Regions from separate parts of the Mus musculus genome. Here region 2 is linked to region 1. The links are chromatin loops, found by intact Hi-C in ENCODE. Cell type or tissue: left cerebral cortex. All regions are shown on one strand. Links, peaks and the distances in the headings refer to the core of each region. The heading gives the core; the rest is flanking DNA. Region 1 has its middle 6.0 kb from the start of Gm24433. Region 2 overlaps Eea1 (early endosome antigen 1).

What was found. Peaks named below come from ENCODE experiments on the same cell type or tissue, not always from the same donor. Only the 100,000 strongest peaks of a DNase experiment are listed, where the experiment ranks them.
Region 2: a loop joins it to region 1, with 3 times the contacts of the local background. A loop is called at or near these places in 3 of 42 quality-filtered maps.

The regions. Positions count from the first base shown.
Region 1 is chr10:95,899,868-95,909,343 of GRCm38, reverse strand. No RefSeq gene overlaps it. Among named protein-coding and RNA genes, the nearest start is that of Gm24433, 6.0 kb to the right of the region's middle. In left cerebral cortex, for the core only: no CTCF peak of the experiment used is centred there; a DNase peak (open chromatin) is centred at 4,475.
Region 2 is chr10:96,014,617-96,024,092 of GRCm38, reverse strand. Eea1 (early endosome antigen 1) reads right to left here. Exons shown (of 29, transcript NM_001001932.3): 14 at 5,884-6,087; 15 at 4,062-4,262; 16 at 2,373-2,486; 17 at 41-196. Among named protein-coding and RNA genes, the nearest start is that of Eea1, 79 kb to the right of the region's middle. In left cerebral cortex, for the core only: no CTCF peak of the experiment used is centred there; a DNase peak (open chromatin) is centred at 4,877.

The sequences.
Region 1 (9,476 bases), core at 1,406-6,405:
AGGCAGGAGGGGAGGGAAATGATAATACAGATTCTAGCTACCATGGTTCTTTTTGATCACCTTCAAATTTCTTGTTGAAAAATACAATGAGATGGAATTTAAATTTTTTCCTTAGTCTCTTGATAAAATATTGAGGCCTATATTTTATCATAGACTTATTATGTAAAACTCTCAAAGCATTTATATTTGGATCATAAATTAAGGGGCTGAAGTCCACCATTAAGGGAAAGGCAGAGGCAGGCATTCGAGGCAGCTGCTCACACTGCCTTCACAGTTAGGAAGCAGAACACTGAGCTCGAGTCTTCAGCTCGCTCTCCTTTTTCTCAGCCTGGGCCCTGAGCCCAGGGGACGATGCATCCACACTTAGGGTGGTTCTGCCTTCCTCAGTTAAGCCTCTCTGGAGATACCTTCATGCATACACCCAAAGGTCTGTCTCTGTCTCCTAGGTGATTCCCAACCCCCAGTCCGTTGACGATGAAGATAACCATTGCATCCTGTGGCTTTGTTTTTGACCAGTTGGTATTTTAAAGATTTAAAGATTTGTTTCCAGTTACCTTTCTGTCATTTGTGTCTAGTTTTATTTCCTCTGACTCAAAGGCATATTTTTATTTTTTGCTTAGACCCAGGATGTTTTAATCCATACCAATTAGATCAACCTGATTGGTCTTCACCTAATCACAGACTAGCTTGCAAAATTGTATCTGACATGAGTTCAACTCTTCCATTTCATTGATACAATGGTTGTTTTGCACTGTGCTCTCCTGTGCAATCTGGACTATTATGGGATTTTTATTACTATCATAACATTTTAGTTTTTGAGAATTGTATACATTTAAATTGTATACATTTAAACAATGAAATATGATTATATCTTCTCCCAGTTTCTCCTTTTCACCCTTCAGTTTTCCCCAATACCTCCCCCGACCAATTTTATATCCTTTTCTTTTAAAAAAAAAAAAGAAAAGAAAATTAACCCAGCCAGGCATGGTAGAGCACACCTTTAAGCCCAGTAGTCAGGAGGCAGAGGCAGGTGGATCTCTGTGAGTCTGAAGTCAGCTTGGTCTACAAAGAGAGTTCTAGGACAGCCAGTGTTACACGGAGAAACCCTGTCTTAGAAAAAATGTATATCCCATTATACATATCATGTATAAATCCATTATATATAATATGTATATATATATATATACATATGTATATGATATGCATATATGTGTATGTATGTATATACATATTCATACTTAAAATACTTTGTTTTTCAGTACACACACACACACACACACACATATATATATCCAAGTAGTACTTCTTAATGTGCATGGGTGTGGTCCAACCATGGGAGAACATGGACAACCTACCAGTATCCATACCCCAGAGAAGAAAGATTGTCTCTCTTCCAGAAGGTATTAACTACCAGTACTTCTTCAGGTAGATTGAACATGTGAGCCCCTTATCCATATGCATACTATTTTTGTTTTAGACTATCACCCAACATTTTTGTGCAACTAGAATTTTCAAAAGAATTTTGCACTTATCTGCCAATCCTGACCTTTCTGACACTCCTTATTTCCTGAGCAGATCCAAGTCCTTGTCCAATAGACTACTGCTTCTGGCTGAAGATATTTCTGTACCATTTCTTAGAATAGCATAGCTGTGTATAATTAATAATTTGGAGTTTTGCTTGTTCAACGATCTGTCTATAGATTCTTGATTTGTGGGGAGATGTTTTTGAGAGTCTTCTGACTTGCAATGTTTCAGACAAGAACACCCCAGCTCCTAGCTCTGTGTACCTGGAATGGGCCTCTTCCTCGGTGCTTTCTAGGTGTGCCTTTATGCTTGGTTTGCACTGGTTTGAAAGCAATGCATGCAGGTGTCAGTGCTGTGTGGAGAGAGGAGCAGCTGCTTCTTAGAGCAGTGCTCTTTAGCCTGTGTTATTCAATCTCTCAAGTTCCCACTGAAATTTACTGAAATGAATAGATCCATGGTAAAGTCTGTTTCTATATTCCAAACAAGCTATCAGATGAAAACCATGTAGGCAAGGCCTCTCAGAACATGTTGTCAGGTGCAGTAAAGGAGAGCAATTTACCTGTCATGTTTCTTTTTTTTTTTTTTCCATTTTTTATTAGGTATTTAACTCATTTACATTTCCAATGCTATACCAAAAGTCCCCCATATCCACCCACCCCCACTCCCCTGCCCACCCACTCCCCCTTTTTGGCCCTGGTATTCCCCTGTACTGGGGCATATAAAGTTTGCAAGTCCAATGGGCCTCTCTTTCCAGTGATGGCCGACTAGGCCATCTTTTGATATATATGCAGCTAGAGTCAAGAGCTCCGGGGTACTGGTTAGCTCATAATGTTGTTCCACCTATAGGGTTGCAGATCCCTTTAGCTCCTTGGCTACTTTCTCTAGCTCCTCCATTGGGAGCCCTATGATCCATCCATTAGCTGACTGTGAGCATCCACTTCTGTGTTTGCTGGGCCCCGGCATAGTCTCACAAGAGACAGCTACATCTGCGTCCTTTCAATAAAATCTTGCTAGTGTATGCAATGGCCTGTCATGTTTCTTACTGATCAAGTTCACATCACAGGATCTTATTACCCTCCCACCCCCACTACCATATTTTAGATTGTATTACCAGCCCTACAGATAGCCATTGAGAACGTAACTCTATCTGGATCCAGGTAACTCTATCTGGAGCCTTGGAAGCTGACAGAACCATTAGTTTTCGAAAGTGAGAAAATGGTCCTAGAGCCCACAAGAATGGCTAAAGTCAGAGGCAGGTTCTAGCTTTGATGCTTAGCATGGCAAATGAATGAATGAATGAATGGTGAATTCAGTCAGCCATCACTGGAAAAAGAGGCCCTTTGGACTTGCAAACTTTATATGCCCCAGTACAGGGGAACGCCAGGGCCAAAAAGGGGGAGTGGGTGGGTAGGGGATGGGGGGGTGGGTATGGGGGACTTTTGGGATAGCATTGGAAATGTAAACGAGGAAAATACCTAATAAAAAAGAGAGAGAGAAAAAAAAAGAATATTGTAGAAATTAAACACCAAAGAAATAAAGCTGCCAGTCAACAACAACAACAACAACAACAAAAAGTGGTAAGGGGCTTACTTACAGTGCCAGGCCCTGAGTTCAATCCTTAAGGCAAACAAAACAAACAAACAAAAACAATAAAACTAAAACAATATCAGTCCTAGGCTGGAGTTTTAGCCCTGCTGGTAGAATCCTTCTTAGTATGTGCCAAAGCTCTGGGTTTGATCTCCATATGTCATACACACAGCACAGCAGTGCATACCTATGACCCCAACACACAGCAGCGCATACCTATGATCCCAGCAATTGGGAAGAGAACCAGTAGTTCAAAGTCATTCTCACTTACATAGTGAGTTTGAGAGTTCAAGAACAGCCTAAGATATGAAAACCCTGTCTCTAAAACAAAACAGAACCAAATACCAAAAGAATACCCTTTAAAGGCATGATCCAGAAGTGGCATAGACATCTACTCACATCCAGATGACAAGAAACGTCTTTAGCTGCCAGAAAGACAGGAAAGGACCAGATTTAGACATGTGCTCTTCCAAAATCTCATAGTCACAGAGACTATGGTAGAATTTGAAGAGAACAGGCATTGAAGAAGCATTTGCCTCTGCCTCAGCAATGCATACAACAGTTTTGCCCAGATCATGTTCAAGAGCCTGAGTAAACTCTACTAACACTTCATATATGCCAAAGTTCAGAGGCCAAGCCAATGCACAAAAGAGTATCAAGTATCAAGGACAACCTGGTGGACAGTCTGTCCATATTGCTAAATCACCTTCAGAAACATACCAGTACCATCCTTATCATCCTTTTCATTCTTGTGATGTTGTATCCCAAGCATGTCCTGCTCCGCGTGCTACAGGGGCTCCTCTCCTCATTCTTCTTCCTGAGTGTGGTCCTGGATAATCAGACTTTCCAGAAGCAAAGCTTATACGAAGGGGAATTCCATGCCTGTCATTCTAGTGATTGGAGACAGGGAGATTATAAATCCTTGGCCAGCTTCAGCTACACAGAGAAAGATAACCATCAGGTACTATTATTCTCTAATGGGCTACTGTGCTTTTCACAATCAACCTTCAGAAAGATAGCCTTTGTGAAAGGCAGGAAAATGACATGAATGAGGGAAGGAAAATAAAATGATCAGAAAGCACACGAGAAAACATCACATTACCAAATGGCAAAGATAACTGATGTGGGGACAGTGAGATGACACAGTGGTAAAGGGAATATTGGGGCCTCCTTTTGGGGTTCTTAATGTTATTAGTAAAAGAATTTTAAAAGAAACTAAAATGGAATTGTTGTGGGAAATAGTAAAAAGAACGGCAAGTTCCAGTTCTTCACCCAGCTATTCTCAGCCCCGGCCGTCTTGCCAGCCAGTTCTTATCTTGTGGAGAATTTCTGACTCAGAGCTCCAAAATCTCTCCACCCAGCTTGCTAAGTTCCCACTGATGGGTTGCTACTATGCCTGCCCCATGCTTCCCACGGCCTTTGCAGTGTACATCTGGCAAACCCACGCTTTGTCTCCATACCTTTCTCTCTTAAACCCAGTTGATCCACTGCATGAAGGAAAATGCCACACAAACTTAGTTCAGAAACAATGGCACAACAACGAGAATCCCAATCTTGTAAACCATATTAAATATAAATCCTCCGATGCCAAATCAAACCGGAAACACTAATAGCTACATGTTGCCCTCTCACTAACACTGTCCAAAAAGCCCCTAACTCTCTCCTGCTTCCTCTCTTCCTCCATCCAACCCGGAAGTCCCCCAATACTTGCCTAGTGATTGATTCCTTTATTCATTAGGAGATGGTTCATAAGAAGTCACCTGAGTATGTGACTCAGTCCTCATTCCAGACAGCTCCTCCAGGGAAAGCAGAACTAACATCAAAATACAACAGCTCCAGGGCCATCCATAACATGGAAGCTCAAGGATAATTTCAACAGAGTTCGAAAAAAAAAAAAAACACAGGGCAAGCAAGCTGTTGTCCAGAGGAGAAGGCAGGCAAGAAGGGAGAGCCATGCTATGTAAGCTGGTGTGGTGGTCAGACACATGGCCCACAAGTCAGGGAGGGAAGAAGTTTGAGAGAAAGAGCACGGAAGTCCAAAATGTTGGGAGGAAAGTCCAAAGTGTTAAGGAAAATGTGCTTAGAAAACATAGAAGATAGGGAAATGTTAGAATTTTCTGGATAATTTAGAAAAATGGACAGACTAATGACCTTACATGGTTACAACTCACAAGCTTCTGCAATAGGAAGAGGATGCTGGGAAGGAAAAGTACAGGAGCTCAATAAAGAATGAATTATTCAGTCTCTGCTCCACTCTTTGTCCCTGTATTTCCTTTAGACAGGAGGAATTCAGGGTTAAAATTTTGGAGACGGATGGGTGGCCCCATCCCTCAACCAGGGTGAGGGAGCATGCCTAACCTCTGGATATGGTCTCGACAGGTTCTCTCTCCCCTTTGTGGGGTATTTCAGCTAATGTCATCCCGTAGGGTCCTGGGAGGCTCTTGCTTTCCTGGCATCTGGGACTTTCTGGTTGCTATTCCCAGTTCCCCATCCCCCATTGCTACAGACCTCTGTTCAATTTCCTCTCTGTACATCTCCTCTATCTCCTCCCATACCTGATTCTTCCCCCCCCCCCCCCCCACACACTCTTCTCTTCCTCCCAAGTCTCTCCCACCCGCTACTTCAGGAACAAAGTGTGGAGCAGAGACTGAAGAAAAGGCCATCCAGAGACTTCCCTACCTGGAGATCCCTCCCACATACAGTTACCAAACCCAGACACTATTACTGATGCCAAGAAGTGCATACTGACTGAAGCCTGTCTCCTCAGAGACTCTGCCAGAGCCTGACAAATACAGATGGGGATGCTTGCAGCCAACCATCGGACTGAGCACGGGGACCCCAATGGAGGAGTTAGGGGAAGGACTGAGGAGCTGAAGGGACCTTATCTGGCATCAATGGAGGGGGGCCCTTGGTCCTGTGAAGGCTTGATACCCCACTGTAGAGGAATGCTAGGGTGGTGAGGCAGGAGTGGGTGGGGGAGTAGACTAAGGGGTGGGGGTGGAATAGGGAGTTTGCTGAGGGGAAACTGGGAAAGGGGATAATACTAGAAATGTAAATAAATAAAATATCCAATTTTAAAAAAGAATGAATTATTTACCAGTCTCTTTAGCATGGCCTAAGATGAGTCTGCTTTCCTAGAGGTCTTCCCTTAGCCAAAGCGATTGAGCCCACCCAACTGGAAAGCTAGGACTCCGTATAGGCCCAAGATGCCATTCTCTTGACCAGGAGATTGTTCTACTCTAATCCTGAAGCCCATGTAAAGTTGGAAGAAGAGAACTTACTCCACAAGGTTTTCCTTTGACCTCTGCACATACTGAGTATGGCATGGGCATGCACACGTGCACACAAACATAATGAAAATGAAATTTAAAAAGTCTTCTCTCTCTTTCTTTCCTCCAAGATACTTCTCTTCTATTCTGACTGTCAGGAAAGTATTTGATGATTGCTTCCACTTGATAATTATATCTCCTGAGATGACACCAGAACATTCTAGCCTTGTTTGCCACAAAGGATGAAATCAGAGGGCTACTGAGATCAGGCAACGTCCTGCTCCATTACTTTTTATTGTGTAAAATAGTATTGCAACACCACCCATCCAGGACTACTCTTAAGGCACAAACTGATAGCTTATTCCTAAAAGTGAAAAACGTGTCAGACTATAAATTTATCAAAATTAATTGGGACCATATGACCAGATCGATATATTTTAGTCACATTATAAAAGTATCATATCAGGGATACCATATTTAAGAACTTACATTTCAGAACAAGGAAAGGGTACAACACCTTCACCTGGACTCCATAAAAAGGAGGAGACACCAGACTGATGCTGAGACAGCTCCCAGTGATCCATGTTGTCTGACTCTTCAGTGTATGCATAAGGGGGTGAACAGGAAGAGGACTCCCAACTATCCTTTCAGGTTAGTCAGCAACCACCTTCTATCCCTCTACACATCCACTTGTCTGTGTGCTTGTTGTACATCAGGACCTGCCATGCATTTGTCTACCCTCTCATCCATCTGGACTTACTCCTGCCCTTCATGCTCTACAACTTTTTCAGTCTGGCATCTTACTTCTACAGCTCCACTTAACCCTGAAACTTGGCTTAACGGTGATGCTGAGGCTTGACTGAAGTGGCTTCTCCAACAGAGTTTAATTAGCTCGTTCTCACAGATTTTTTTTTGCATCAGCTTTCTGCTTGCCTCTTTAATACGTTGTTTGCACGTGCCATATGATATGTAACATACAATCTAAGAGTTCATCTTAGTAGCTAAAAATCATAATTGAAGAATCTGTGTTTGCTTCAGCCAGCTATTGAGGGCGTCAGAACTACTTGGCAAATGCTGCCAGTAAAATGGATGTAACTGTAATTTTTTTGTTATTCAAAACATCTGACATACATTGTAGACAGGCACAAAGGTATCTGTCCACGTGCCTGACACAGCATGTTCATGACAGGGATCCTTAAGATTCATGGACCGAGGAGCTGAGTAGTTAAAAACAAACTGTGTTCTGCACACACGCTCATGCACACGCGCACACATCACACTCTCATTAGGTAGCCCTGGTTGACCTGGAACTCACTATGTAGACCAGTTGGCCTAAAACTCACAGAGATTAGGAGATTTCTTCCCCCATGGGTTCTGTGTACAGCGAAGAGTGCCATGGTGTATGTAGAAATCAGAATACAACTTTTTGGCCAACTCAGGTCATCAGGCTTGGTGGCAATGCCTTTACACACTGAGTCACTTCACTAACATTGATAACCAAATAGTTTTAAGACAGGGCTGCTAGGTTAAAAGACGTGAGCAGATGCACTCAGTTAATCCAGTTAACAATTAAATCTTTAGCATGAACGTACTCATATATTTTTCTCTTGGAATTCAAATTCAACTGGGTATCTAGAATTTTATCTTACCTAGAAATATAATTTTAAGCATATTGAGAAAAGAAAGAAAATAACATATAAGATATAAGATACAATTTGCTAAACACATGAAACTCAAGAAGAATGAAGACGGAAGTGTGGACACTATGCCCCTCCTTAGAATTGGGAACAAAACACCCATGGAAGGAGTTACAGAGACAAAGTTTGGAGCTGAGACGAAAGGATGGACCATGTAGAGACTGCCATATCCAGGGATCCACCCCATAATCAGCTTCCAAACGCTGACACCATTGCATACACTAGCAAGATTTTGTTGAAAGGACCCAGATGTAGCTGTCTCTTGTGAGACTATGCCGGGGCCTAGCAAACACAGAAGTGGATGCTCACAGTCAGCTATTGGATGGATCACAGGGCTCCCAATGGAGGAGCTAGAGAAAGTACCCAAGGAGCTAAAGGGATCTGCAACCCTATAGGTGGAACAACGTTATGAACTAACCAGTACCCTGGAGCTCTTGACTCTAGCTGCATATGTATCAAAAGATGGCCTAGTCGGCCATCACTGGAAAGAGAGGCCCATTGGACACACAAACTGTATATGCCCCAGTACAGGGGAACGCCATAATCTCATTATGAGTACTAAACACAATTCACAGTCTGAACAACCACAATTCCAAGTTCAGTTTGGTTGCTGGAAAAATATAAATACTGATAAAGTGTGCTCAGGAAAAGATTATACAAGAGCAGAATAATCAAATCAGGAAAAAAAAAAGTCTGATAAAGTCAAGGACTAGAAAGAAGGGTAGATAGATAAATGATGGATAGATAAATGTGAGCGCCCGACTCGCCAGCAAGAACGACGCCACAATAGGATCCTTCTGCATTCGTTTATGCGTCTGGAGCCATGGGTCCCTCCATGTGTACTCTTTCGTTTGTGGTCTAGTCCCTGGGAGCTCTGTGGGTCCTGGTTGGTTCATAGTGTTGCTCCTCCTATGGAGCTACAAACCCCTTCAACTCCTTGGGTTCTTTCTCTAGTTTCTCCACTGGGGATCCTTCCTTCCTCCCTTCCTTCCTTCCTTCCCTTCTTCCTTCCTTCCTTCCTTCCTTCCTTCCTTCCTTCCTTCCTTCCTTCCTCCCTCCCTTCCTTCCTTCCTTCCTTCCTTCCTCCCTTCCTTCCTTCCCTTCTTCCTTCCTTCCTTCCTTCCTTCCTTCCTTCCTTCCTCCCTCCCTCCCTCCCTCCCTCCCTCCCTGCCTTCCTTCCTTCCTTCCTTCCTTCCTTCCTTCCTTCTCCTCCTCCTCCTCCTCCTTCTTCTTCTCTCTCTCTCCCTTTCTCTCTCTCTCTTTCTTTTTTTTAAAAATTTTTATTAGTTCTTTGTGACTCTAACATCATGCACCCTAATCCCACTAATCCACCTTCCATCCTTGCAACCTCCCCAACACAGAAAAAAAAAATTTCATCATGGAAGCTGTAGTGTGTGAC
Region 2 (9,476 bases), core at 2,365-7,364, 110 kb before region 1:
GAGTGGAAAATACGACAAATCCGACTGGTTTTACACAAACCTTAATGTGGCCTTCTAAGTCTTCAACTTTTTGTTCTAAAGAGAGGTGCTTCTCCTTGTGATCCTTAAGGTGGCTTTCCAGCTGAATGCAATGCTCCTGCTTCTCCTGAAACTTTGCAGTGAGCTGATCCAACTGCACACTGACCTTATTTAACTCCTGCAGAAAAACACATTGGAAGTAAATTTGTACCAATCCAATATTCAGTAAAAGTAAAACTGAAAATTATATTTTTATATAAGAAAATATCTCGATAAGCCTTCAGATACATTCAGTGACTTATCAGCCATTTTTTTTATCTACTAACAAAGACTGAGTTGTACATACTGTTAGATACCAAGCTAATTTGTGTAACAGCTAACTGAAAATATTTTAGCTTTATTATTTTATGCATATAAGTTCTGTGCCTATATGCCAGTGTAGGTCAGAAGAGGGTATCAAATCCACTGAAACTGTCAACAGACAGTTGTGAGATGCTATGTGGGCACTGGGAATTGAACCCAGGTCCTCTGTAAGAACAATGAGGGCTCTTAGCCAGTGAGCCAACTCTTCAGCCCTCCACAGCTACAGCCAACCCAGGCCCTCATATATGCTAGGTAAAAACTATGCCACTGAGCTACTTCCACAGCCAGTTAACAGAGTTTCAATACTTTTCTAGAAGTATTATCTAAAGGCTAAAACATATGGCAGATCATTAAACAAGTTAATAGAAGTAACTATTATACTGTAGCTGAATGTTTTCAATTTTCAAAGCACTATCTAGAAATTATATTCCAAAAATATTGTAGTTGTTACATCTGTGACACTTGCTTAAGTCACTAGAATATCCAGTTTCATAGAAAGAATATAATAAAAATTACTAGTACATCTGCCACCCATGGGATTTCAGTGTCAATGTTTTGATAACTTTCCTGCTAGTCTTCTCTGTATATTAATTTCTCTTCTACTTGTTTTATGTACTGATATTAACAGGCTGAGGCTCTGTAGGAGCTAGCATTCCTAGAATGAGAGTGGCCCTGGATTCGATCTCCAGCATTATAGTAAATAAATAATTATGTAAATAATATAAAAATAAGATCCTACTTGCATACTATTTTATTTTAAATTTCTTTATTTTATCACAACAATTTACCATAAAACTTTCTAGTAGTTCTCTAGATTATATGCAGCTGCATAAATTCCCATCTTTTTTGGTATAACTCATTTTTTTTTAGCTATTCAACTTATTACTAATCTATTTTAAATTCCTAGATCACTATTATACTTTCTGTATTTAGTACCAGAGATAAAAATACACTATTTATAGTTATTATTCCCTTAGCATAAAACACTATAAAATATGGGAAATTCTAAATTTTAAAAATTATTTTATTTTTAATTAGCAAAGAAATAGTTTCATTATAGCATTTTCTTAAATACTTTTCTTGATCATCCTTCAAGACTCTTGCCCCTCATTTTCCACTCAATTCTTAAAACATATACACATGCATATACATACATATATACATGTATGTGTATGTATATATATATATGTGTGTATGTATATATATATATATATGTATATATATATATATATATATATATATATATATATATATATCCTTAAACAGCCCCGTCTCACTCACTCACACACACACACACACACACACACACACACACACACACACACACACACACAAACACATACACACTGAGTTTCCCTCTATAGTGACAAATGTATCTCAATATTGTATCAATTTGTAACTGATTCTTAAGGATCCTGAATGGTTTCTAGCACAGTTTTATATTTGTATACAAATGGAGTCTTTGTTACATATGAAATGCTCCAGAGCACAAAATCTGAAAAATCAGGTTTTGGAATATAGAATTCACAGGTTAATAACCCTTAATCAGAAACTTAAGATTTCATGTGCTCTAAATCCGTCATTGTTACTCAAAAAGTTTTGTATTGGGGATATTTTCAATGTCAGATCTTTTGGGTAAGTAATGGTCAGCCTGAATTTCCTTAGTGGTCCACTTCCTGCTTACAAAGTTTTAAATAACAAGGATATTAACAAATCCTCATCATGCAAATGCTAGAAATTGTTTATTGTTTCATCTTTTTGATGTTTGCTCAGGAATTTTGTTAGTAATATTTAGACAGATAAAGAGCACACCTTTATGTGGTTGCTCTTATAAATATTTTCACATTATCATTTCCAACTCTGATCACATGCAAACATTTTTCCAGATGTAAGTAACATGCAAGTACCATAGTTACTTACGTATGATTTCATGTGTATGAAGGGAAGTATTAGTATGTGTACACCAAGCAAAACATCACCAGTCTTCCTACCTGTTGTTTATCCTGTAACGCATGTTGAGCTGTGTCCAAGTGATTCTGAAGATCAGCTCTCTGAGCAGCTTTTGCTGCTTCTGCTGATAGTAATAATTCAGTTTTGGCTTTAATCTGTAACAAAGTTTACAAATTTTTAATTCTATATTTAATTGTTGACTTTCCTTTCTTAAGACATATTGATTTTATCACAAAAGTATTAAAAATTAGGTGCATTAGTAGAAAGTAATAATTGAGACACTGAAAAGCACATATGTGAAATCTCCTAAACAGAAGTGGGTGAGGGAGAAGACTCCTAGTGATGGCCACCTGACAGCAGGAAGCTGTTCCTGTGACACCAACCCACAGTGCTCTGCCCCTTGTGAAGGAAACAGTACCAGGAGTTGGGATACTAGGCTGTGATCCAAGCATGTTAGAGGCAGAGGCAAAAGGATTATGTGCTCTATTCTAGTCTATGTTACATGCTTAGATCCTATCTCTAAAAGACAAATAACTTGTATATTTTTTTCTGAATTATTTTTCAAAAGGACACATCTAACGTCTACCAGTATCACAATCAACTGAACTACGCCATTTCAAGTGGTGGCTCCAAAGATCAAGGGTTTCAGTATGGAGTCCAAACAATAAAACTAAAAGTACATTTAAAATGTACTCTTTCCAGATAACTTCTCATATAAAGAGTTTTCCTTTGATGATCATTAAAAGTCAAGAAATTACATATTGAAAACGTCAGGCTTTCTACTTTGAACAAGAATCAAAGGAGTTAAGAGTTATACTCTCTTTATTAAAAGTAATAAGTACTGAAATAAGTTTAGCACAAGTCACCTCTAATAAAAAAAGCAAAAAGTAGAAAAGATATAAATATATCTGAAATTAAAATGTTTTTAGCAGAGTGAAAATGATACTCATTTAGCTAAGTGAATACAAAAGATGTAAACTATCCATGTTAAGGGTAATTTTAAGCAGAAAAAAAACTTCAAATAATTAATATCTCAATACTTAGTCTGCAGAAATAATGTTGGATAAGGTATATCTCTATACTGAGTTCAAATTAAAAACTAAAGAAAGCTATACTTAAAATAACAGAAGTAATCAACTCACTGACAAAGAACTCATTTTTGTGCAATCAGCTTCATTTACATATAGCAGTTCATTTATCCAATAAACTAAAAATCATGAAATGCTTCAATATATATGTGGCATATTTTCCAAAATCATGTAATCCGTGAAGACGTAAGGGAGCTGAGTACTGGCTGCACCATCATCTCAGAAGATGGGAGGATGGGAGGATGGGAGGAAGACCCACCTCCAGGCCCTTTACATTCATGAAGAGTGGAGACCTGGCTACTACTGCAGCCTACACTGTTGGACGTAGGCATTAAAGCCCTTCCACAGTAAGCTCGCTCTAACAACAGGCTCCTGGGTACTCGCAGACACTGCATGTGCTAACTTACCTTCACACTGTGCTGACAGTCCTACCAGGGAGGACCTTGAAAGTAGGAATCAAAAGTTACACTACAGAAATCACCTGTCCATAGGGAGAAAGAACAGAAATATCTGTGGACAAAGAAAACCTCAAGAAACTACATAATTTAATTTGTGTCATTTTCCACTCAAATGTATGCAAAAAACACGTGTATGGTCTAAAACGATGTTTTATACATACAAACTCATGGCACAGCATATTACCTGTATGTCAAGCTGCGAGACCTTCTCCTTGCTTTCATTTAACTGACTGCTTAGTTCACTGACACTGGTTTCCAGAGAAAGAACACGGTCTTGTGCAGCTCGAAGATGTGCCTTCTGTTCCTGTACCTGGTCATGCAAGTTCTCCTCGGCTTGTTTATGGCTTTCCGACTGATTCTTCAGCTTCTCCGTCAGTTGAGTTAGCTAGTACACATGCAAGAGTCTAATTACAAAGTTTGCAAACCACAACAAAAATGAAGACACTCAAACCAAACTACCCTCAGAATTCTGAATTGCCCTATAACAGGTAATTGCAAGGTTTTTCAAGTAAAAATGTTCAAACCTTTCATAACAAGCCAGTATAATAAGCCCAAATCCTAGGAACATCAAATTCAGCTAGATATTATTATTTTTAGATAATCTCTATTTAACTAGAGTTTATATGCAATAAAACTCACCTAACTTAAGTATCAAATCTGAGATCTGATAAGGTGCACACTCAGTAAAGAATGTTTCCCCTACACAAAGCTATTTCACATGGGCCCTGTAGTCACCCTCGCCCCCGCAGCTCCCCACTGACCTGATAACAAAGGGCTCCTTGCCACTGTCAGTATCTCTAAGCTCTCAGACAAATTATACTGTTTTTAGGTTGACTTTACCTTTGTAATGTTGTATTTTCAAAAGCATACATTTTAAAAATGTAGATGAAACCTAATTCATCTGATATTTCCTTTCATGTACATGGGAGGTTTTTTAAATCTACAGATGCATTTTAATGAGTCATCCTCCTCACTACTCTCAGCCAGCCTATGAGATGCTGCCCCACGGAGACGCGGGTCTCTCTTCTCTGCTTCATTTTGAATGCTTCCAACTGTCCTGCTTTTCTGTTCATTGATGCCTTTTTCCAGTGTTAGTTTCTACTCAAGTATTTTACCCGTTTTATCTTTAGCAGTTCTATATGGGTGTTCTGCCCATATAGAATATATAGTTCATGCCCACTTCTAGTCACATTATTATGGTTTGTCCTTCACACCCATAATCACTAGAAGGTATTGTAAAGTACTTGTCTGATGAGGCCTCATCAGCTGAGTTTGTATGTGAGATCTCAGTCTTAAAACAAAACGGAAACTAAGAAAACAACTAAACAGGACATGTGGCAGGAATTCATGTTACACTCTAGCTCCCCAATTAGCACCTACTATTACTTAATTTTTCCAAAACATCAGATATAAAATATTTTCAGTTATTTATTTACCTATTTTTAATAAAATATCACTAGATAGCCCTAACTGGCATGAAACTTGATATGTAGACCAGCCTAGTTTTGCACTCACAAAGATCTGCCTGCCTCTGCCTCCCAAGTGCTAGGACTAAATATGTGTACCACTGCACCCCGCTTCAGTTAAGATTTTTATATATTTCTATTAAACTGTTTATATATTTTGGAATAACAATTTATTAAAACTATTAGGAAGCTTTATATTATCCAAAGACAAATACATTATCAAAACATAAATAACCATTGAGTTTTAAATATTATACAATACTCAGTAATAGCAAACATTTGATTCTAACATTTAACTTATTAATTCATCACTCATTTCTTTTTTTAAACATCCTAGGACATGAACTACACACATCTTTTATCAAAGCACTGTACAGGCCTTCAATACATAGTGACCTACCTTGATGATAAATATATGATATAAAAAATAACATTTTAAAACAAGTAAGAAAGGTCAGGATCATGAATTTCCTTGACAAACAGCTGCCATAGCTCCCGGGGACTAGGGTAAAGTTAGAACCGTCAAGTTCACAAGCATACCTGCTGCTGCAGTGCATGATTTTTCTCTTGTAACTGGTTAAGAACAGCAGTCTCTCCTTCACCGGCCTGGATTTTTGCATAAAGATCTTCTCTTTCCTTTTCTAGTAAGGAAACGCTTTCTTTACCCTTCTGCAGCAAGGCTTCAAGGTTCTGGATCTTTTGGTCCTTATCTCCAATCTGACGTAACACTTGCTCCAAATCATTCTAAAAGAGTTAAAATTACTATTTTAAGAATGGAAAATTTAAAAAGTTATTCCTTAAACACAAAATGACTAATTGTAAATTTAATTGTTCAAAGTATTAGTCCTACATCTTAAAACAATTACATTTTCTTGTAGCAAATTAATTAAAACCACGTATTTAATAAGTCTACATTATTTATAAGCATAAATTTAGCAAAACCATTTACACCACCTTTTCCTGAGACTCTGACCTTATTTCCTACACTGCTGGCCCTTTTCAGACACATGGGACTCACTCAGTGACAACCCTGGCTCACTCCTACCTCCGGGCCTTTGGACTAGTGACCACTGCCTTAAATGTTTCCTAACACCCAAGTGATTCCCTCCCTCCTCTCCAAATGTTTGCTCAAGTGTCACCTTCTAGGTGGAGCTGTCCTGCCCATGCATTTCCACCCGTAGCCTTTTGCAACAGTCTCTATGCTGGTTTCTCTACTGTACTGCACTTAGCTCAGCACAGTAGAGCTTAGTTATTTCTCTCATGTTTATTTACTTCCTTCTACCTCCCACTACAACATAAGGCACAGAATATAAATACATTGTCTTTCTTCTTCATTAGTATATATCCAAGACACATGACACTGTTGCTCTGAAATAAACACTGAATGAAAACAACCAGTGCAGCTGGGTGTAGTGTGGCAAACACCTTTGATCCTAGCACTTAGGACACAGAAGCAGGTAGATCTCTGAGTTCCAGCCAGGTCTACAGAGTGAGTACCAGGACAGCCAGGGCTACACAGAGACCCTGTCTTACACTGGCCCTCCCCCGGCCCACCCCCACATCACTGCACTCTCACACATATATACTTATGCAAGCTTACTTCTATGCCCAGTAGGACTCCTCTAAATCAGCAAAGCCCTCTTCTTCCTCAATATCCTGCAATAGATGACATCTGCAACATCTACTTTCTACCCAGAATACAGCCCCAGCTTTACAGGTAGGCCATGCAGTGTTAGCGGCAAGTAGGCACCAGCATCTTGAATGATTTAAAAGTTGATCACTGTCAAGTGGGCTTCTCATTTCTCTAAGCTTCAGTTATGAAGAATGACACCACCTACTTGCTCTCAGCTTTTGCTCCGGCCACCAAGAACTCCTCTCACCACCTTTGACTACTCTTCTGGCATCCAAGTTCCCCAGGGCAAAGCTTTCTGCAGAAGTCACGGTTTTCATTCTCCATTGAAATCAGGTTTTCCCTTCCCGGATCCTGTTTACCCATCTCCCTCTCTAACCGGCCATCAGACTAGTCCTGTAGGCAAGCAGAGGAGGCCGCCTACCCCTGCTTTTGTCACTGCCATCCTCCTCGTAGATAAGCCTGTGCTGGTTTGGAAGTGTGGTAAATCTCCAACCCAAATAAGCCCAAGCAATGAAAACACAACTCGATTAATCTGAACACAGGCTTTGCACCTAGATTGGGCAGATCTACCACTTCACTACTATTTTCCCCATATAAGAGACCCCTTAGAACTTGTGCTTTCTCCAGTCCAGGTGCTTCTGCTCCACTTTCCTTCCTCCTCCTCCTCTGTCATCCCCACTTTCTTTCCTTTCCTCCCAAAACCTTCAGCTCCACCTTCCCCTCTCTCTCCACCCAATCACTGGCTCTAGCCTTTATTTACAAATTAAGGTGGGAAGCAGGTTTACAGGAAATCACCTGAGTGCTGACTCCTTCCTTGTTCACAGCCCCTCCCAGGAGAACGGAGTTACCATCATCTATGATTAGCCCAGGGCTGTCTGCAGCATTGCCACCCTTGACAGTTTATTGCTACCTGTAAATCCCTGAAGTCACTCAAGAAGTAAGACTTGATGATTTAGTCTTTGTCTTATTCTCAATTTCTGCAAACTTCCCACAAAATATAAAACACAGACAGAATTAACAGTGCACTCTCAACATTCATATTAACTTAATTCCTCACCAGAACTCATTCTATACTGCAATCACACAAGGATTTTGCAATAGTCTGAAATCAGGAAAACTAAAAAGTATGACTGTCTTACTCAGTGACCACAACTTCCTATCTGCTGATTGCATGACCTCATCTTCAATGCCTATCACTTCAGTCTCCTTCCAGCTGATTCATGTTAGCCTAGCTTTTCTTTCTAAACCTCAAACTTTTCTTGTAGTTCATTTCCTGTCACCTCAAAATACCCCAGACAACCACCCCACAAAATACCAACTCCAGATCAGTACTGCAATCTGTCCCTTTCCTCCCATACTTCTGAAAAGTGCTAGAATAAAGGCACAGATTTCCATAGAGTGTCTGAGTTCCACTCGCCAGTAACCACACAGAATAATCATCTCAGTGGTTTTATTTCCAGCTGTGTCTCCACCTACAGTTAACTCTGAGACACCAGGTAAGAAAACCCTCTTAGCTGTTGACCTCTACCAAAGTTTTCATTTTCATTTCTTTCCTACTCTTAACAGTAAAATCCCAGGGTAACCTACAGTTATACAATCCAGCTTAACCCCCATCGCCTTGAAATCCTATCAGGTGTTCATCTCTGCCAAATTGTTCTTACCAAGGCCCAAAACCTCCATGTTGCAAATCTAACAAGTATCTCAGTTTTCTTGAGCTAGGAAAAGAAATATAAACTATTTTTACAACTTAAATGTAAATTATATGAAAAGCGGGTAGAAACTAGAGGAAAATTTGGTTTAGGAAGAATTTTTGAGAAATAAAGAGATATGTAGGAATAGGTTTCTTGTTCATGACACTTATTAAAAAATGCTGGAAGATAAGTGACTAAAGGAATCAGATGATAAGACACTATGGTACCTCCACAGTGGGCAGTATATGTGGGCTTATCCACTGAAGCTCGAAAGACAGAAGGAAGTGTCAAGGGTCACATTCAGACAGAGGAGGCAAATATGGGCACAGGCAGACACGGTGCAATAGGAAAAAGAATAGAAAGTCAAGGTAGATCACTTAAGAAAAAAATCTCACATATCAGGATGTAATTGTAGGTAATAATAGGCCAGGATCAGCCAGGCAGGGATTCAGAGCTGGGAAGAATGCTGAAGCTTCAAGTAGTTACTGAGAATGTTAGAGTGAGGACGTCATGTCAACAAAACCCACTGAGATGATGATTCTGTGTGCTTACTGACGAGTGGAACTCAGACACTCTACGGAGATCTGTGCTTTTATTCTAGCAATTTCAACTGGTGCCCAGGCAAAAATCCTTAGCCATCCTTCCCTTTCCTCCCCAACGTGTTTTCTGGTCATGAAGTTTTGTTGCCGCATTAGAATTCCAAACTAAGACACCAAGCAACCCTGGCATGCACAGTAAGCCTCACACAGCACTTGCATGCCTCCCACCCTGACCCTCCTTCTGGATGTGACTACGACACTCAGATAGCT